Linked DNA regions of Homo sapiens: all the other regions are linked to region 2. The links are chromatin contacts, found by Hi-C or POLR2A ChIA-PET in ENCODE. All regions are on one chromosome and are shown on one strand. The core of a region is the stretch at or near the end of the contact, and the rest is flanking DNA. Distances in the headings are between cores, read along the strand shown. Region 1 overlaps FKBP5 (FKBP prolyl isomerase 5). Region 2 has its middle 9.9 kb from the start of TULP1. Region 3 overlaps PPARD (peroxisome proliferator activated receptor delta).

The links. A loop is a pair of places that touch in the nucleus more often than their neighbours do. ChIA-PET counts read pairs that join two places held with the same protein, here RNA polymerase II (POLR2A). Pooled maps may share reads with other maps.
Region 1: a loop to region 2 is called in a map of PC-3, with 2.8 times the contacts of the local background. The contact joins two enhancer-like sites. A Hi-C loop is called at or near these places in 11 of 168 maps with a recorded cell type or tissue (CD4-positive, alpha-beta T cell, CD4-positive, alpha-beta memory T cell, CD8-positive, alpha-beta T cell and 6 more), 1 of 37 single-sample maps with no recorded cell type and 17 of 50 pooled maps. POLR2A ChIA-PET finds 5 or more read pairs at or near these places in 1 of 52 experiments (activated CD4-positive, alpha-beta T cell).
Region 3: a map of lower leg skin shows a loop between it and region 2 (33-fold over the local background). The contact joins two enhancer-like sites. A Hi-C loop is called at or near these places in 1 of 168 maps with a recorded cell type or tissue (lower leg skin). POLR2A ChIA-PET finds 5 or more read pairs at or near these places in 3 of 52 experiments (OCI-LY7, activated T-cell and naive thymus-derived CD8-positive, alpha-beta T cell).

Annotation. Positions count from the first base shown.
Region 1 is chr6:35,610,084-35,612,783 of GRCh38, forward strand. The region is part of intron 5 of FKBP5 (FKBP prolyl isomerase 5); the gene reads right to left. Among named protein-coding and RNA genes, the nearest start is that of MIR5690, 53 kb to the right of the region's middle. Within about 2 kb of position 1,373, at least 8 of the 41 ENCODE cell types and tissues checked have a DNase peak (open chromatin) inside an H3K27ac peak, as active enhancers do.
Region 2 is chr6:35,521,317-35,524,250 of GRCh38, forward strand. No RefSeq gene overlaps it. Among named protein-coding and RNA genes, the nearest start is that of TULP1, 9.9 kb to the left of the region's middle. Within about 2 kb of position 1,680, at least 5 of the 41 ENCODE cell types and tissues checked have a DNase peak (open chromatin) inside an H3K27ac peak, as active enhancers do.
Region 3 is chr6:35,409,683-35,412,436 of GRCh38, forward strand. It overlaps PPARD (peroxisome proliferator activated receptor delta), which reads left to right. Exons shown (of 8, transcript NM_006238.5): 3 at 1,305-1,535. The coding sequence starts at 1,406. Among named protein-coding and RNA genes, the nearest start is that of FANCE, 41 kb to the right of the region's middle. RefSeq lists enhancers at 973-1,506, 1,507-2,039. Within about 2 kb of position 1,454, at least 2 of the 41 ENCODE cell types and tissues checked have a DNase peak (open chromatin) inside an H3K27ac peak, as active enhancers do.

The DNA.
Region 1 (2,700 bases), core at 123-2,622, 88 kb after region 2:
GGCCTTTCTGCAAAAGGATGGGCTGATTGCGGGGATCTAAGGGTGAAGATTTCACAAATATTTATTAAGCATTTACTATGAGCTGGGCATGATGGGCACAGGAAAGTTGACTTTAGGAGCAGAACACTTTAGTATTATTTACTGTGAAAAGCTGTCTTTACACTTTTTTCCCCTTTAAATTTGTTTTAAAAGTTCAAAAAAGGCCGGGCGTGGTGGTTCACACCTATAATCTCAGCACTTTGGGAGGCTGAGGCAGGTGGATCACGAGGTCAGGAGATCGAGACCATCCTGGCTAACACGGTGAAACCCCGTCTCTACTAAAAATACAAAAAAAATCAGCTGGGCGTGGTGGCAGGTGCCTGTAGTCCCAGCTACTCAGGAGGCTGAGGCAGGAGAATGGCGTGAACCCGAGAGGCGGAGCTTGCAGTGAGCCAAGACCGCGCCACTGCACTATAGCCTGAGTGACAGAGCAAGACTCCGTCTCAAAAAAAAAAAAAAAAAAAAAAAAGTTTCAAAAAATACATTCATTTTCCCTAGTCGAAGTCCTAACACTTGGAGTCTTTTGAGGCACATTTTGTTTTATTATTTATTTTTAAATTTATTTTATTATTTTTCTATTTTATTTTAGAACCTGGCCTTACTGGTTTTAGCTTGGGAGAAAAAGTCACAGTCAGACCGTAGTCTAGTAGTTTTCAGTCCTTGCCTGCAAACTAGAATAATCTGGGAGTTTAAAAAAAAATACTTGTGCCTGGAGTTCCATCTTCTGAGATGTGAGATTCTTATTTAACTGGTCTGGGTGTCAGAATTTTTAAAAGCTCCCTAGGTAATTCTAAATTCAGGAAAAGTTGAGAACTACTGCACTGGAGGTTTACTGGCCCCGCTGTTCCATCTTGTTTTATAACAACCCTGATGATTGCTGCATAGCCTGCTTGGGCTCCCTCACACCAGATGACCATGAGCTTGGAGTTCCGCCTAAGCCTGTTGAGAAGAACAGTGTGTACCTCTGCTTAAGTCCTCTTTACACCTGTCTCGGGTTGGATTTGCTGAGACTAGTTTCCATTGGTTCAACTTCATCAACTTTACATATTCCAGAAATTCTCCATAATTTCTGATCCACTCTTACATTCCTCTCCTTTCCAGCACTATTATTGATCTCTTCTTCTTCTTTTGAAAATCTTTGTTCCCTCCATCTATCATTTCAGTGAGATTTGGAGAGGGAAAGGAGGTACGCCAACAACTGGAACCTGTAGAACACTCTGTTGAAAATTTCACATTTAAAAATACTGCTGACTGTCTGCATTCTTTGCATTCAAATGTGGCTGAAAGTACTGAGAGGCGAGAGAACCACATACAGCCAGCATTTTGATGGGCCTCTTCCAACCACTAAAGTTGACAAATCAGACGATGTGAGAGACTGGGGGATGGGGGAAGAGTAACTGGTAGCTATTTAGAACCTTATGTAAGTCAGATTTGATTTTCTAAGAAAGCAAAGCTGAAAAGTAGCAATGTAGCCAAGACCTGCAATTAAACTTAAAGACTGAAGTATCAGTCATCATAATCATATCAATTAGAGTACCTTAGAACACAGTAACTTTTTAAATGAAAGAAAAACTTTGAATAAAAATTACAAGATGGTCATCTTAACTGACACAAGAAAAAGCGTAGGGGGACAGATTCTAAAAACTGATTTGTAACCATTAGGATCCTCATATAAAGAGTAAAAATCAAAATTTCCTTGAGAAAGAATAAATCCCATCAAACTAACCTAAGTTTTCTCTTCCACACAGAGACAAATTATGAAAAGGAAGTAAAAGTTTACAATTCAGTAAAAACCTTTTTGAGTCCATAATGTTATTCTTTCCCCGGAACCTTGAGAAATGTGATTTAGATAAGATTACTATTAAGATATATCATTAATTTGAAGACTGTTATTAGAGACAATTTTAGGTCTCTAATAACCATGGTAGGTAGAGCCAAGAGGATTTGCTGATGGATGACATGTAGGAGATAAGAAAAAGAGGAGTCAGCCAGGCACAGTGGCTCACGCCTGTAATCCCAGCACTTAGGGAGGCCAAGGTAGGTGGATCACCTGAGGTCAGGAGTTCAAGACCAGTCTGGCTAACATGACGAAACCCCGTCTTTGCTAAAAATACAAAAATTAGCTGGGTGTGGTGGCACGTGCCTGTAGTCCTAGCTACTTGGGAGGATGAGGTGGGAGAATCACCTGAACCCGGAAGGCAGCAGTTGCAGTGAGCTAAGATGCGCCATTGCACTCCAGCCTGGCCCACTGCACTCCAGCTTGGGCAACAGAAAAAGAAAAAGAGGAGTCAAGGATCTTTTTCCTTAGATCAATTAAAAGGAAGCAAAACAAATTAGTGAAACACAATATATAGGGTAGAAGAAATTAAGTGTCCACTAAATGTCTGACACTCTTCTTTGTAACTGTTTGTATTAGTCCATTCTCACGCTGCCATGAAGAACTGCCTGAGACTGGGTAATTTATAAAGAAAAGAGGTTTAATTGACTTACAGTTTCACATGGCTGGGGAAGCCTCAGGAAACTTACAATCATGGCAGAAGGGGAAGCAAACACACCCTTCTTCACATGGCGGCAGAAGAGGGAAGAGCCAGCAGGGTTTCCCTGCCAGACCCTTATAAAACCATCAGATCTCGTGACAACTCACTCTATCATGAGAACAGC
Region 2 (2,934 bases), core at 430-2,929:
GAGAGATGGATGAGGGCCGGAGCCAGAGGACAGACAATGAGACAGGTCAGGCTGTTGTGGTGCGGCGTGAGGTCCATTCAATAGCTATTCATTGAGCCCCTACTGTATGCAGGGCACTTCTAGGCACTCCACTCACAGCAGTGAACAGAATGGACCAAAGTCCCTGCCCCTGAAATACTCAAAAGATGTCCTTGAGCCTCTGCGTCCCATCCCTACTTCCCTCTGTGTTAACAGGAGGGGTGCCTGTGCACCTTTCCTGTGTCCATGCCAGTCCCCCCAAGAGGGGCCTGACTGCCCTGCTTGCTTACCCTGGCTCAGTCGGTTGAGTCCAGTGGTGGGAAACTCGGATTACCGGCTGGATCCTGTGCCTGCCTCTGTGCCCGCTCTCTTTGATGGCTAGCCCCTCCCTATGGGACAGTGATCTTTCTAGAACAGAAAAGAGCAGTTCTCTTGATAATTGGCGAGTAGTCCAAACGGGGTGCGACTGATGGAGTAGTGATACTACTATTAGCAGTAGCAGTAGCTGTATTCATTGAGAGCTTGCTGGGTTCCAGGCACTGCTCTAAGTGCTTTATCTGCTGTATTAGCTCGTTTAATACTCAACAATTAGGCCCTGCAGGGTGGCTCACGCCTGTAATCCCAGCACTTTGGGAGGCTGAGGCAAGAGAACTGCTTGAGGCCGGGAGTTCAAGGCTGCAGTGAGCTACGATCACACCACTGCACTCCAGTCTAGTCAATAAAGCAAGACCCTGACTCAAACAAAAAAAGAAAAAAAAAACTCGACAATTTTACATGATTTACAGTTTTCACACCTGTTTTACATTGGAGGAAACTTCACGGAAATGTGCAGTCACTTGCTGAAGGTCAGTACCCAGCAAAGCCTCCCTCCAGAGCCGCTCTGGAGCCACCCCACCCCACGCTAGGGGCAGGAGGATCAGAGCCCCTGCTGCAGGCTGGAGGCTGTCCCGAGGTGCACGCCCTCTGCTGCAGCTGCATATTTGTGAGTCCCCGGAGCCAAACACTTGGCTAGCACCCCCAGAGCAGAGGGAAGAGCCCCGAAACAGAATGGGCGAGTTCAGAGCAGTGGCTGTCACTCTGGCTGCCCATCAGGATCCCTCCTGAGCCTTACAGCGCCCTAGACTGGTTCATCAGAACCCCTGGTGTAGGGCCCAGGCGTCAGCATTCGTCAAGGATCCCCAGGTGAATTCAATGTCCAGCCAAAGCGGGGAACTACCAGGGTAGAGGCCTTGTGGCTTATTGGAAATAGTTGTGGGTTAAAACCCACCTGGGCTTGAGACTTGGCTCCGTCATTTCAAGCTGTGTGACTCTGCGCCAGTCACTTAATTTCACTGAGCCTCAATGTCCTCAGCTGTGAAAAAGGGGTAAGTCCCTCTACCGTACAAAGGGGTTGTGAGGGTGGAATGAGACAGTGTCTGCAAGGACTCTAGCACGTAGGCTCCATCTTTACTAGTAAGGAGGGGGCAGGACAGACTAGGCTGGCAGAGCGGAGGCAACGACTCATCATCGCTGGAATGGGTCTGTGGAATGTGTTGGGACCCCCGAACCCCAGGCCCTCCCACCGTGGGCTTTCAGCTCTTCCGGGAGCTTAAGGCTTCTGACGGGGGCCAGCCCAGGCTTGGAGTGGGAGGGCGGGGAGGGTGCACTGACTTAGCCTTACCACCAGGTGGCGACACGAACACACCCACCGGGGAGGACACCGGCCCCGCGGAAGGTGAGGATAACTGGGAATACCAGGCATGTTACAGGACTTGGTTTTGGTTTGGTTTGGTTTTAGTACTAGGTACATATTTTCTTTCATTTCCATTGACTTCGTGCCACAGTCCTGTGGTAGCGCCACTGCCCTCCTTTAGCGGGTGAAGAAACTGAGGTGGTGCTGGCAACTAGGATGTGAACTCCACATCCGCTTCCTGACCACGGAGTCAACAGCAGTCAGAGCTGCAAGGGAAAGCGTCAAGTCCCGCGGTTCCTAAACCTGTCTGATGATAAAAATCATCCAAGGCTCTTAAAAAAAAGAAGAAAAATATCCTGGGCCACAGGCCAGATATTGAATTAGAATCTCCTGGGAAAAGAGGCCTGAGAATGTGTGTGGTTAAGAGCACCTGGCCGGGCGCGGTGGCTCACGCCTGTGATCCCAGCACTTTGGGAGGCCAAGGAGGGAGGATCACTTGAGGCCAGGAGTTCAAGATTAGCCTGAGCACATAGTGAGAGCCTGTCTCAATTTAAAGAAAAAGTTAAAGGCCGGGGGTGGTGGCTCACACCTGTAATCCCAACAGTGGGAGGCCGAGGCAGGCGGATCACTTGAGGTCGGGAGTTTGAGACCAGCCTGGCCAACATGATGAAACCCCATCTCTACTAAAAATACAAAAATTAGCTGAGCATGGTGGCGGGCGCCTGTAATCCCAGCTATTCGGGAGGCCGAGGCAGGACAATTGCTTGAACCCAGCAGGTGGAGTTTGCCGTAAGCTGAGATCGTGCCACTGCACTCCAGCCTGGGCGACAGAGTGAGACTCTGTCTCAAAAAAACAAAACAAAACCCAAACAACAACAACAAAAACCACAAGAGCACCTGTTTTAGAAATAAGGATCTGTTTCCAGAGAGGAAAGTGACCTGCCCACAGTCACACAGTGAATCCCCTCTAAGCTCCTATCGAAGCTCCTCACACCCTCTAGTCCAGAAGCCAGGCCACTCCCCACAAAGACGAGACCCTCTACCAAATGACCCAGCAATCTCAATTCTGGGTTTATGCTCAAATGAAAGCAGGGTCTCGGCCAGGCGCGATGGCTCACGCCTGTAATCCCAGCACTTTGGGAGGCCGAGGCAGGCAGATCACGAGGTCAGGAAATCGAGACCATCCTGGTTAACACGGTGAAACCCCGTCTGTACTAAAAAAAATACAAAAAAATTAGCCGGGC
Region 3 (2,754 bases), core at 204-2,703, 110 kb before region 2:
TATTTTTTCTGCTCCTCTCCTCCTCCCAGCCTCCACCCTCAAGTAGGCCCCGAGGTTATTGTTAAGTCCAAGCAAGGGAAGGCCTGGTGGAAATGAATGTGTAGCCTTAACATGTTTTGTACAAACTTGGCTGTACATTACAATCACCAGGACAATTAAAAAATAAGAAACCCAATGTCCAAGCTGCTCCCCAAACCAATCAAAGGAGAATCTCTGGGGATGGGACCAGGCATCTGTCTTTTTAAAAACTCCCCAGTGACTACAGTGTACAGCCGAGTTGGCAGGTCTAGAGCAGGGAGAGAGAGCAGAAGGAGTCTCTGATCACTCCAGGTTCTGGTTCTGATGAGTGGGTAGACAGGCAGGTGGGTTGCTAAAGTAAAGATTACTAGAGGACGAATGGGTTTGGGGAAAATGATGGGTTCTGTTTGGATAGATTGAGTTTGAGCTGTCGGTAAAATATCTGAGAGTTGGGGTCCCACAGATGCTTAACATCTTAAAGCAGATCTTTTCTTCTCCTGATCCTTCCACAAGGTCTGGTGCAGACATTTCCCCGCTGGGAGACTCTCCACAGTACCTCATGATCTTATCATCTCTGACTGTGGCATTTGTGGATAATGTTTTACTTGCTAAGGGTTGGAACTGTCTCCTCCTGGGTGATGTGGACGTGGCATCACCACCCAGTAAGTTGTCACCTTGGAAAGACTCCAGGATGGAGCACATCTTCCTTTTTCTGATGTCTCTGCTATTGAGGCCATGGTTGCAGATCTGCTGTCAACATGAGCCAAGAACAGCAGGGCTTTATGTCTTTTTTCCACACCCAACCACTGAAAGGATGGGACTCACCCCTTCAGGAACAGTAGCACAGCAGAGCCGTGATTCTTGGGCCTGAGTGCTGATAGGGACAGGGTCGGGGATGGGAGGCGTGATGCATATCTGGATCTCCAGGTGGGCTGGAGAGTTGGGAAAAGCCCCTCAAGTCATTCCAATGTGCTTCCTGGAGACTCAGAACAGAAGGCAGCAGAGGAGGCAGGGAAGGGTGGCACAGTGATGTGTCACCTCTCTAGTTTATGGAGCCTGCTCCGAACCCCACAAACCCACTACAAGAGCCAGGTGGGAAGGGTGATAGGGCAGGTGACTTGTGATACAAGGAGCAGAGACCATGGTATAGCACTGCAGGAACTAGGGAAGGAGCAGGAGCAGAAGAACCCCCTCCATGACAGCAGCCCCCAAGCGTGCCCCACTCGCACCATCCTCTTCCTTGTCACTGCCTCCCCTGACCTCTTCCTGTCTTCTCCTCTGCCCAGGCTGATGGGAACCACCCTGTAGAGGTCCATCTGCGTTCAGACCCAGACGATGCCAGAGCTATGACTGGGCCTGCAGGTGTGGCGCCGAGGGGAGATCAGCCATGGAGCAGCCACAGGAGGAAGCCCCTGAGGTCCGGGAAGAGGAGGAGAAAGAGGAAGTGGCAGAGGCAGAAGGAGCCCCAGAGCTCAATGGGGGACCACAGCATGCACTTCCTTCCAGCAGCTACACAGGTGAGGAGAGGACTGGCAGGGGACACGGGGCAGAGGAGGCACAGCCCAGTGCAGTGGGGATCCTGGCCCTCTGCAAACGCCATCATGTGGGGCGCAGAGTAGCAGAGTGCTGAAGGACTGGAGCCGGAAGCCTGGGTTCACGCCCAGTGCGGTGGGGATCTGCTCTGCCACTCACCAGCAGTGGGGCCTGGAGCAAGCTGCACCACTTCCTTCTGTAAAACAGGCCAAAGGATGGTAGGTGATGTGGATATGGGCTTTCGTGAGAATTAAATGAGTGGGCATCTGTAACACATGTCATCATCATTATTAGTATTCCCACCACTGTTAACACAAGGCATCTGAGACCAATCTCCACTAACAGCACACTAGAAAGATCAGCTGTACCTGGGATTGTTATGATCAGTCGAAACACACAGTTCAATTGGTCTGGTAATAATTATACACATCATCATTGAGCCGTATCATAATTAGATAAAAATGCTAAGCAGTTAGTATGAATAACTCAACTAATATTATTTTTATGCAGCCAAGCAGTTGTAGCTTCTCCTGTCTCACTTATTGGTTCCCCTTTATTTATCAGCAGTGCAGACAGTTTTCTCTAGTACCCTGTACTGTTCTGTCATCTTCATCATCATCATGTTATGTTTACCTTCAAAAGCACCCAGAATCCATGCAGCCCCTGGCTTTCCCTGCTGCAGTTCCCCCTGCTTTTTTGTTTTTGTGGTTTTTGAGACAAAGTCTCCTTCTGTTGCCCAGACTAGAGTGCAGTGGCACAGTCTCAGCTCACTGCAACCTCTGCCTCCTGGGTTCAAGTGATTCTCCTGCCTCAGCCTCCCGAGTAGCTGGGATTATAGGCGTGCACCACCACGCCCGGCTAATTTTTGTATTTTTTTAGTAAAGATGGGGTTTCACCATGTTGGCCAGGCTGGTCTCGAACCGCTGGGCTCAAGCAATCCACCCACCTCAGCCTCCCAAAGTGCTGGGATTACAAGCAGGAGCCACCGCGCCTGGCCTGATCCCTCTGCTTCTTGCTTTCTCCCACCACTTCTCTCCTTACCCAAGTGCTGCAGGCCTGCACATGCAGCTCATCCTCGCTCCTCCCCTTAGAGGGAACTCAGGGTCATAAGGATATACTGCTGGGAGTAGACACCCTGCACTCGCTGCTGCTTTCAGCTGCAGGAGATCCTAGCCACAGGCGGTGACTCAGGCAGAGGAGCAA